Regions from separate parts of the Homo sapiens genome. Here region 1 is linked to region 2. The links are chromatin contacts, found by Hi-C or POLR2A ChIA-PET in ENCODE. All regions are on one chromosome and are shown on one strand. The core of a region is the stretch at or near the end of the contact, and the rest is flanking DNA. Distances in the headings are between cores, read along the strand shown. Region 1 has its middle 62 kb from the start of ANGPTL1. Region 2 holds the start of AXDND1 (axonemal dynein light chain domain containing 1).

Region 1 (4,362 bases), core at 1,683-4,182, 430 kb after region 2:
TTGAAAAAGGAAACTCATAGGAACAGCAGCAGTAGGCTTACCATGTGGCCTCAGCAGCCCTGGGAGGAGGAGAGTATGCAGGAAATAAGGAGCTTCAGCGAGGGGCACCAAGAGGCAGAATGTTGGTTGCAGTGATGACTAGATGTGTGAGTTTGGGTAAGGCCCTTCAATCAAGACTATTTCCTTACTTACAACAGTGCAGATAACAATCCCTATCTCATAGGACTGGTGTGAGGGTTACATAACATGACACGTGTCAAAGCCACAGCACATTGTCGTTAAATGTCAGTTCCTCCTCTCTTTCTATGTCCAAGACATACAGGGATGGGATGAGGGAGCTCTTGTGTGAAGGCCCTTCCAGTATTCCCAGGACTTGACCTCTATGGAAGGGGTCCAAAAGCATCCTAAATTCCTATCCAGGGGCTCTGCTATAGCTTGGCTCCAAGACATCATGGCATAAACACAAAAAGGAAGAAAAGTCTGTCTGTACAACTTATAGAATAAGAAACTATGAAGTCATGCTTCACTGTCAGAATGAAACAACTTCTGGCTCTTTTGTTAGGAAGTTGCTTATGTCCAACTTACCTGACAAGGAGCCCCAGAGAGAGACCACAGTTCAAACTTGCTTGATTTCACCTTCAGCTGTCTGCTAGTGTCTAACATTTCATAGAGAGAGACGAGAATAGCCACTCTCAATAATGGGTCCCAGCTGACCAAGGGTGCAGAATATTTATGCTGGCGGTTCCCATCTGCTGAGCGGTTACAAGCGCCAGGCCCTGTGCTTTGCATCTTCCACGCATGACCTTATTCAACCTCACAATAAACTTAGGAAGGAGGAGCTTTCTCATGCTGTTTTTGCAGATGAGGAAATACACTTGGGAGGGTAAGTGTGGTGGACAGGAAGAGTTGAGTGATGTGGGCAATTGAACATGGAGGGATAGGGGGCCAGAGTCCCACTCTTCTCCAAGAAGGGTGCCGGGTCATCAGGGAGGGCCAATGCATCCACTGGCAGATCAGTTAATCAGCATTACTAGTCCCAGAGCCTAGCAGAGGGCAGGGCTCCTGGGCACAGGAGACAGAGGAGCCTTCATCCTTCAAAATGCCTCTCAATTGTTTCCTACCTGTGCTCCCACTTTGGGACAGACCCTTGCTCTCTCTCTCCTGGAGAACAGCTGTTTCCTGCCTGGTCTCCCAGCTTCCATTCTCCAATTCCTCCTTCTGGCACTTAAAATCCTGAGCAATTTGGCTCCAACCTACTTTTCCAACTTTATGTGTTGCCACTTCTCAGTGTGAGCTCTTCCCAGCCTCAACTGTATATTTCCAGCTCTTGCTTGCAATTCTTCTCCCCTGGTCCTAAATCCTACCCACCCATGGACTCTCCTCTTCCACGTGGCCTTCCCTGGCCTCTCAGGGCCACAGTGTTTCTCCTGAATACGAAGAACTTTCTTAGTCTAGCATGGGCATCCAGCACATTTATGCAATTCAGGATTGCTTGTGTTAACCACTCTGTTTTGTGTCTGTAGTGAGGCTGTAAAACTCCAGGGACCACATGCAGCACAGTGCAAGGCCTACTGGGAGGCTCTGTCCCGGGAACAGACATTGGAAAAAAAAAAAGGTTATATTTACATGTTGACAGCACATGGATTTCTTCAGCTGAAAACTGTCATTAGCAAGGAAAATTAAAGTAGGAAGCTTGTTCTTTCTTTGAGTTTCATAATAAATCACAAAGTCATTTGCGGAGCTTTTGTGCTGCAGGTTCTGGGCACCAAAACTGCAAGTTACAGCTCTGAAAGCCAGTGTCCACCAGGGCCGAGAATCAGACCAGAGTTTGAATCCTGGCTCCACCTCCTTACTGGGTGACTGTAGGCAAGTTCTTCAACCTCTCCAAATTTTCTGGTTGTAATTCAAGAAGAAGTATCTCTACTATACAGGGTTGTTAAGAAAGAATAAATTAGATAACAATGTATAAAATAAGCTTAGAACCACAACATCAGAACCAATGACTATATGATGAATCAAACTGACTTACTTTCACAAAATGCGTTGGGAACTTAGAATGGTATCGGTAGGAAAGTAGTGAGGACCTGAGGTGGGGTGAACAGGAAAACAGCTGCTCAGTTGCCTTTGCTTAGGATGAGTTTGTGCTCCGGGCGCAGGGATTAGGTGATGAGGAGGTAGTTGCCACTGGACAGGGAAATGTGTTGCTTCTTCCCAGCGACCTCAGGGGACACTCTCCTCACTGACTGTGAGATCCCCTTGGTCAGGGACTGCCTCCCCTTCCCCAGAACCTAGCACAGAGCAGGAGTTCAGCACATACTGGTTTTCATTGAACATTCCCAAGTACTTACTTTCCAAGAATAAAAGAAGCAGTTCTTTCTAGACTTACTTGCTAAGCAAAAAATGGATAATTAAGATGTTGCAAGAAAGTCGCTGGCAAAAGTCCAAGGAGCTGCTTTTCTTAAACCCTGCACGGAGGTGCAGGGGGTGACATATTTTGACAGCTATGACATAGCTCAGGGCAGATGGAAGAACAACAAGTACAAAAGAGAACTTGATTTTGGCTTTGGCCAAAGAGAACTTTTGACTTTGTTTGGCAACTGTTTACTGGATACCATAGTAGCATGCCTTGCCCTAGTGTGGTGTGAGAGCTGCCCCTCAGCCAGTGATGGAGAATGAAAATACTTGAGAGTAAAAGCCTAATTATTTAAAAATACATCAAAACAAAAGCAAAGAGGGAAACAATCTGGCTTCAACGTTTATGAGAGTCCAGAGTCTCTGAAGAAGCTGGTCCTGTTAAGGAATGGAAGACAGGGCCCCAAGGGAGCTGAGGGCGTGGCTGCTTCCCCAGGGCCTGCTGTGGGGGCCAAACTGACCCTGAGAGGCAGTGTGTCAGCTTCACAGCTGACTTGAGAACCAGCGGGGCCCTGGGTCTGGTTTACCACAATAAAGGAACAAAATGTTCCCTTTCTAGCAGAGCCGCTGCTGGTGGGGTTCGGGACAGAGGCGGGTCAGGGCCCTCCGAGATGTAAGGACACTGCTTTGCTTTGCCAGTGAACTCTGGTTTGGTTTGGGGGTATTTCATCTTTAAGGACTGTGAAGGTCCCATTTGTTCCCTGCTTTAATAAAAAATAACACAAGAAATAGGTGTTTCTCTCCCTTATTTTGAGACCACTAATCAATACCATCTGATCATAGTTTTAAAAATTAATAAATTGGGCTACACAAGCAGAAATCTATTTTTTAAGCTATATTATTTCTTACCAGCACATGTAAAATTCTTAAAGGTGGCTGATGTTTTTCCCCCTTTCTTCTTCCTCTTTTTCCCTCCTTCTTTCCTCCCTCCCTCTCCTCTCTTTTTTCTCCTTTCTCTCCTTTTTTCTTCTTCCCTATCTTTCTCCCATTTTTCTTTTTTCTTTCTTAAAAGTCCAGAAGTAAGGCTCTTGTAGGGTTAGTTCAGTAGCACAAGAAAATCATTATGGGGCTAGGTTCTTTCCATCTTTCCCTTCTGTTCTCTGAGGACCAGCTTTGCTCAAGGGCCAGCCTTTATCTTGGTCATAAGATGGGATGCCCAGTTCTAGGCATCACATGACAACACCTGAGTTGGTAAAGAAACATCAGTCAAAAGACTATAGGGGCCGGGTGCGGTGGCCCATGCCTGTCATCCCAGCACTTCGGGAGGCTGAGGCGGGTGGATCATCTGAGCTCAGGAGTTCGAGACCAGCCTGACCAACATGGTGAAACCTCGTCTCTACTAAAAATACAAAAATTAGCCAGGTGTGGTGCTGCATGCCTGTAATCTCAGCTACTCAGGATGCTGAGGCAGAAGAATCACTTGAACCCGGGAGGTGGAGGTTGCAGTGAGCTGCGATCGTGCCATTGCACTCCAGCCTGGTCAACAAGAGTGAAAAAAAAAAAAAAAAAGAAGGCTATAGTGAGTGGTGGGGACTGTAGTGAACTGGAGAGGAAATGGCCCTATTTAACACATTCAAATACAAAACCATTTTTTCTTTTTGTAGTTTCAAAATATTTTGTTATTGTTAGGGAGGGGGAAAGGGAATTATGGATGTTTTCAAATAATCCTTTTGCGAGTAACTACACTGTTGCAAGCAGTCAAAACACTGTTAATGTTCCAATTTTGCAGAAGTCAGCATGGAACTTCAGGGGAGGTTAGGTGATCTGCCCCAGATGGAACTGTTACAGGAAAGGGGTCCTGATCCAGACCCCAAGAGAGGGCCCTTGGATCTTGTGCAATAAAGAATGCAGGGCCAGTCCACAGAGTAAAGTGAAAGCAAGTTTACTAAGAAAGTAGAGGAATAAAGAATGGCTACTCCATAGACAGAGCAGCCCCGAGGGCTGCTGGTT
Region 2 (4,462 bases), core at 158-2,657:
ACGCCCCCCCTAATTTTTGTATTTTTAGTAGACAGAGTTTCTCCATGTTGGCCAGAATGGTCTCAATCTCTTGACCTCGTGATCCGCCAGCCTCAGCCTCCCAAATGGGATTACAGGTGTGAGCCACTGTGCCCGGCCTATTTATTTATTTATTTTGAGATGGGGTCTTGCTCTTGTCTCCCAGACTGGAATGCAATGGCTCGATCCTGGCTCACTGCAACCTCACCTCCTGGGTTCAAGCGATTCTCTTGCCTCAGCCTCCAGAGTAAGCTGGGACTACAGGCGCGAGCCACCATGCCCGGCTAATTTTTGTATTTCTAGTAGAGACGGGATTTCATCATATTTGGCCAGGCTGGTCTCGAACTCCTGACCTCAAGTGATCCGCCCACCTCGGCCTCCCAAAGTGCTGGGATTACAGGCGTGAGCCACCGCGCCCTGCCTCACTATTACTTTTTCCAAAGTTCCTTAAAGCCAAAGACCAGGAACCAAAAAATACGTAACTATTGATATTTAAAATAGGTTGAATTTAAAATCATATATAAATCAACATTTGAAAAAAAGTATAAACTGTATTTAGATGGAGTAGTGAAACAGTACTCTGACTCAAAATACTGTAAAAGGAATGACTTCTTGCTTTATTTAAGCAAGTGTGTTAGAAAAATGTAGCCAATCAAGGTATTCTGAATATCAGATTTAAAAAACCGGTGAATGGAAGGTGATTTCTGTCTTACGGCCATGACTGTTTATGACTTCAGAATCAACGAAGTTTACCTCTTGTCCCTTCCTTGGCTACAGACACTTTTAACTTTTTGCTCTCAGATGTTGATGTAGAGTTTAGCGGGGTGGAGGGCGTTTTCGGGAGAGACATAATAAACAATGCCTCCTATCTCTTTAGTAATTTGAAATAGTCCTCCGGAAAGCTAATTTAGACACAAATCAGCGCCGCACTGGGACTTGCAGGCTGCCACATAGTCCTGCAGGCAGAGGAAAAAAGATTTAAAAAAAAAAAAAAAGATGACAACTATTGAGTACTTAGGTTCAGATCGCAGTTTAGAATTCATCTAGCATGGTTCTCCTTCTTCGGGGCGACCTCTATGTTCTGGGGTTATGTGTAGCGACTAAGAAGCCTTAGTGGACCGTCAGGTCGGGGTCAAGGAGCAGGGCAGGAAGGACCCGCTCGGCGGACCCCGCAGACCGCCGGCACCCCTGGTGGGGGACACTCGCTGCAGGCGGCTCGGCTGGGGACCATACCTTCCCCACAGGCAGCGCTCTCGCGCGCCAGTTCCACAAACTCGCGAGTTGGGCAGGCCTCGCACTGCTTCTTGGTTTAAAATGACGGGAAAGGGACACCCGCGATCCTACCCACACATTGCGTACCCGCCCAGCATCCGCTCACTTCCTCCTTTGCTGGAACGCCTGTTTGTCGTCATAGAAACCCAGGGCCCCGAGGTTTAGCGCCCTCCATAGGGGCTGCCTTCAGCGGTGCCGGCGGAGGAGGGAGACAGCTAAGACAATCCCTACACCCTCTTGGAGTTTCTTATGTTCTAAGTCACAGCATAGGTTCAGTAGCAAAGGAGAAGAAAAACGTTTAATCCCGCCGTTGTCACGGAATCCGAAAGTGTCTCACGCCGGGGCTTCCTGCCGCGGGCCAGGCCAGTGCGCAGGCGCCGGTGGGGGTTAGCTCGAGGGGCCGACCCCTGTAGCCCGTGACGCACGCGGGTTAAGCAAGGGTCTTCTGAGTTGTTTCCATCTTTCTAGCTCTCTTTTTTGTTGCTTTGCATATTTTTCTTTCTCTTTCTTCCTCTTTTTCTTTCTTTCTCTTTTTTTCCCCTGAGACGGAATTTCCCTCTTGTCGCCCAGGCTGGAGTTTAATGGTGCGATCTCGGCTCACTGCAACCTCCACCTCCTGGGTTCAAGCAATTCTCCTGCCTCAGCCTCCCAAGCAGCTGGGACTACAGGCAGACGCCACCATGCCCGGCTAATTTTGTAGTTTGTTTTTTGTTTTGTTTTGTTTGAGACGGAGTCTCGTTCTGTCGCGCTGGCTGGAGTGCAATGGTGCGATCTCAGCTCACTGCCACCTCCGCCTCCCAGGTTCAAGCGATTCTCCTGCCTCAGCCTCCCGAGGGACTACAGGCGGGGGCCACCATGCCCGGCTAATTTTTGTATTTTTAGTAGAGACGGGGTTTCACCATATTGGCCAGGCTGGTCTCAAACTCCTGACCGCGCCCGCCTCGGCCTTCCAAAGTGCTGGGATCATAGGCGTGAGCCACTGCGCCCGGACGCTTTGCATATTTTTCTAAAAGCCAGACTCAGGGGGATGTTGGGTAATAAGAAACGCTGGGTCCCTTATTGGGTAAGCCGTCCAGTGCTTTACATTTCGGTCACGTCTTCCTTGGACCCTTAAATGCCTCCCCCCAGAGCACAAGGAAGGCCTCCTGGGCCCAGATTTTTCACCCCCTTGGGGCAGGGAAGGAGGATTGAGCTTAGGTGGAACCAGCTCAGGTATAATTGTCGGGGCTTCTGGCGTGAAAATCTGCCCTCAGGAAAGAATACCATCAGCGGCCGGTGGCTCACGCCTGTAATCCCAGCACTTTCTTAGGCCGAGGCGGGTGGATCACGAGGTCAGGAGTTCGAGACCAGCCTGACCAACATGGTGAAACCCCGTCTCTACTAAAAACACAAAAATTAGCCAAGAGAGGTGGCGCGCGCCTGTAATCCCAGCTACTCAGGAGGTTGAAGCAGGAGATTCGCTTGAACCGGGGAGGAAAGGGTTGCGGTGAGCCGAGATGGCGCCACCGCACTCCAGCCTGGGCAACAGAACGAGACTCCGTCTCAAAAAAAAAAAGAGTATCATCAGAGCCTTCGCACTGAACTGAGGCTCGGTTCGGTGAGGGATCATTTCTTTTCTTTTCTTTTTTGAGACGGAGTTTCACTCTTGTTGCCCAGGCTGGAGTGCAATGGCTCGATCTCGGCTCACCGCAACCTCCGCCTCCCAGGTTCAAGCGATTCTCCTGCCTCAGCCTCCCTAGTAGCTGGGATTACAGGCATGCGCCACCACGCCCAGCTAAATTTGTGTTTTTAGTAGAGACGGGGTTTCTCCATGTTGGTCAGGCTGGTCTCGAACTCCCGACCTCAGGTGATCCACCCGCCGCGGCCTCCCAAAGTGCCGGGATTACAGGCATGAGCCGGATCGTTTCATATTAAGGCAGAGATTTAGTGCCAAATAATGAATCGCTGGGAGAAGCCCAGCGTCTAGTTGCTTCCAGACAGGGAGGAAACTTTATCTTATTCAATCACCATATTCCTTAGCACCAAGTAGAGTGCCTGGACAAACATGAAAATCAGTTGGACAGTTCTCTTCTGTGTTGACAGAATTACGGCTATTTTCTGGTTTTGAGTGTAATAGCTGTGAGAAATTCGAGCAAAGGGTTCAAAACAAGTCTACATGGTCCCTTTGAACTCTTCCGATCAAACATGTTGGGTGTGTTAGCATTTTAGCCTTTAGCCTTATCTCCCATTACCCTAATTTTTCAAAGAATTAAAATACACATAATAGCATTATAGAGCACACAAAATTATCCATCTTTTGTATTCTTAACCTAGTTCAAAAAAATCCAAGTACAGTATTAAGAAAGCAGATAGAAATAAGTGAACACATTCTAGAAAAACACATAAAGTATAATCTAAAGGATTTAGGAAGTGATTAGATCTGTGAGACATCAAAGGTCTCTTTTCTGTCTTGTGCTGTGGTATGGTGATCATACATAATGTCAGAGGAGTTTGAACCATAGCAACTCCATCTTGAATAGGCACTGGGTAAAATAAGGCTGAAACCTACTTGGCTGCGTTCCCAGATGGTTAAGGCATTCTAAGTCACAGGATGAGATAGCAAGTCATAAAGACCTTGCTGATAAAACAGGTCGCAGTAAAGAAGCCGGCTAAAACCCACCAAAACCTAGATGGCCACGAGAGTGACCTCTGGCCGTCCTCACTGCTATACTCCCACCAGCGCCATGACAGTTTACAAATACCATGGGAATGTCGGGAAGTTACCCTTTATGGTCTGAAAAGGGGAAGAATGAATAATCCACCCCTTGTTTAGCATATCATCAAGAAATAACCATAAAAATGGGTAACCAGCAACCCTCAGGGCTGCTCTATGGAGTAGCCATTCTTTTTTTCTTTATTTTCCTAATAAACTTGCTTTGCACTGTGGACTCGCCCTGAATTCTTTCTTGTGCAAGATCTAAAAACTCTCTCTTGGGGTCTGAATCTGAACCCCATTTCCTGTAACAATACAATTTACTAAGACTGGAAACAAAGGAGGAAGACCAGATTTGGAGGAGGGCTTTGGAGAAGGATACGTTTAGGACTGTGGATATATTAAGTTTGCAGTAAGATTGAGATATCTGGATGGGAATGAAAAGTAACTATTTGATTATACATTAATACATGGGTATGA

The links. A loop is a pair of places that touch in the nucleus more often than their neighbours do. ChIA-PET counts read pairs that join two places held with the same protein, here RNA polymerase II (POLR2A). Pooled maps may share reads with other maps.
Region 1: a pooled map shows a loop between it and region 2 (2.0-fold over the local background). The contact joins the enhancer-like site here to the promoter of AXDND1 in region 2. A Hi-C loop is called at or near these places in 1 of 37 single-sample maps with no recorded cell type and 2 of 50 pooled maps. POLR2A ChIA-PET finds 5 or more read pairs at or near these places in 1 of 52 experiments (activated B cell).

What each region holds. Positions count from the first base shown.
Region 1 is chr1:178,930,588-178,934,949 of GRCh38, reverse strand. No RefSeq gene overlaps it. Among named protein-coding and RNA genes, the nearest start is that of ANGPTL1, 62 kb to the right of the region's middle. Within about 2 kb of position 2,932, at least 20 of the 41 ENCODE cell types and tissues checked have a DNase peak (open chromatin) inside an H3K27ac peak, as active enhancers do.
Region 2 is chr1:179,362,916-179,367,377 of GRCh38, reverse strand. AXDND1 (axonemal dynein light chain domain containing 1) reads right to left here and starts at 1,407. Exons shown (of 26, transcript NM_144696.6): 1 at 1,378-1,407; 2 at 772-974. The coding sequence starts at 868. RefSeq lists enhancers at 1,007-1,076, 1,457-1,856.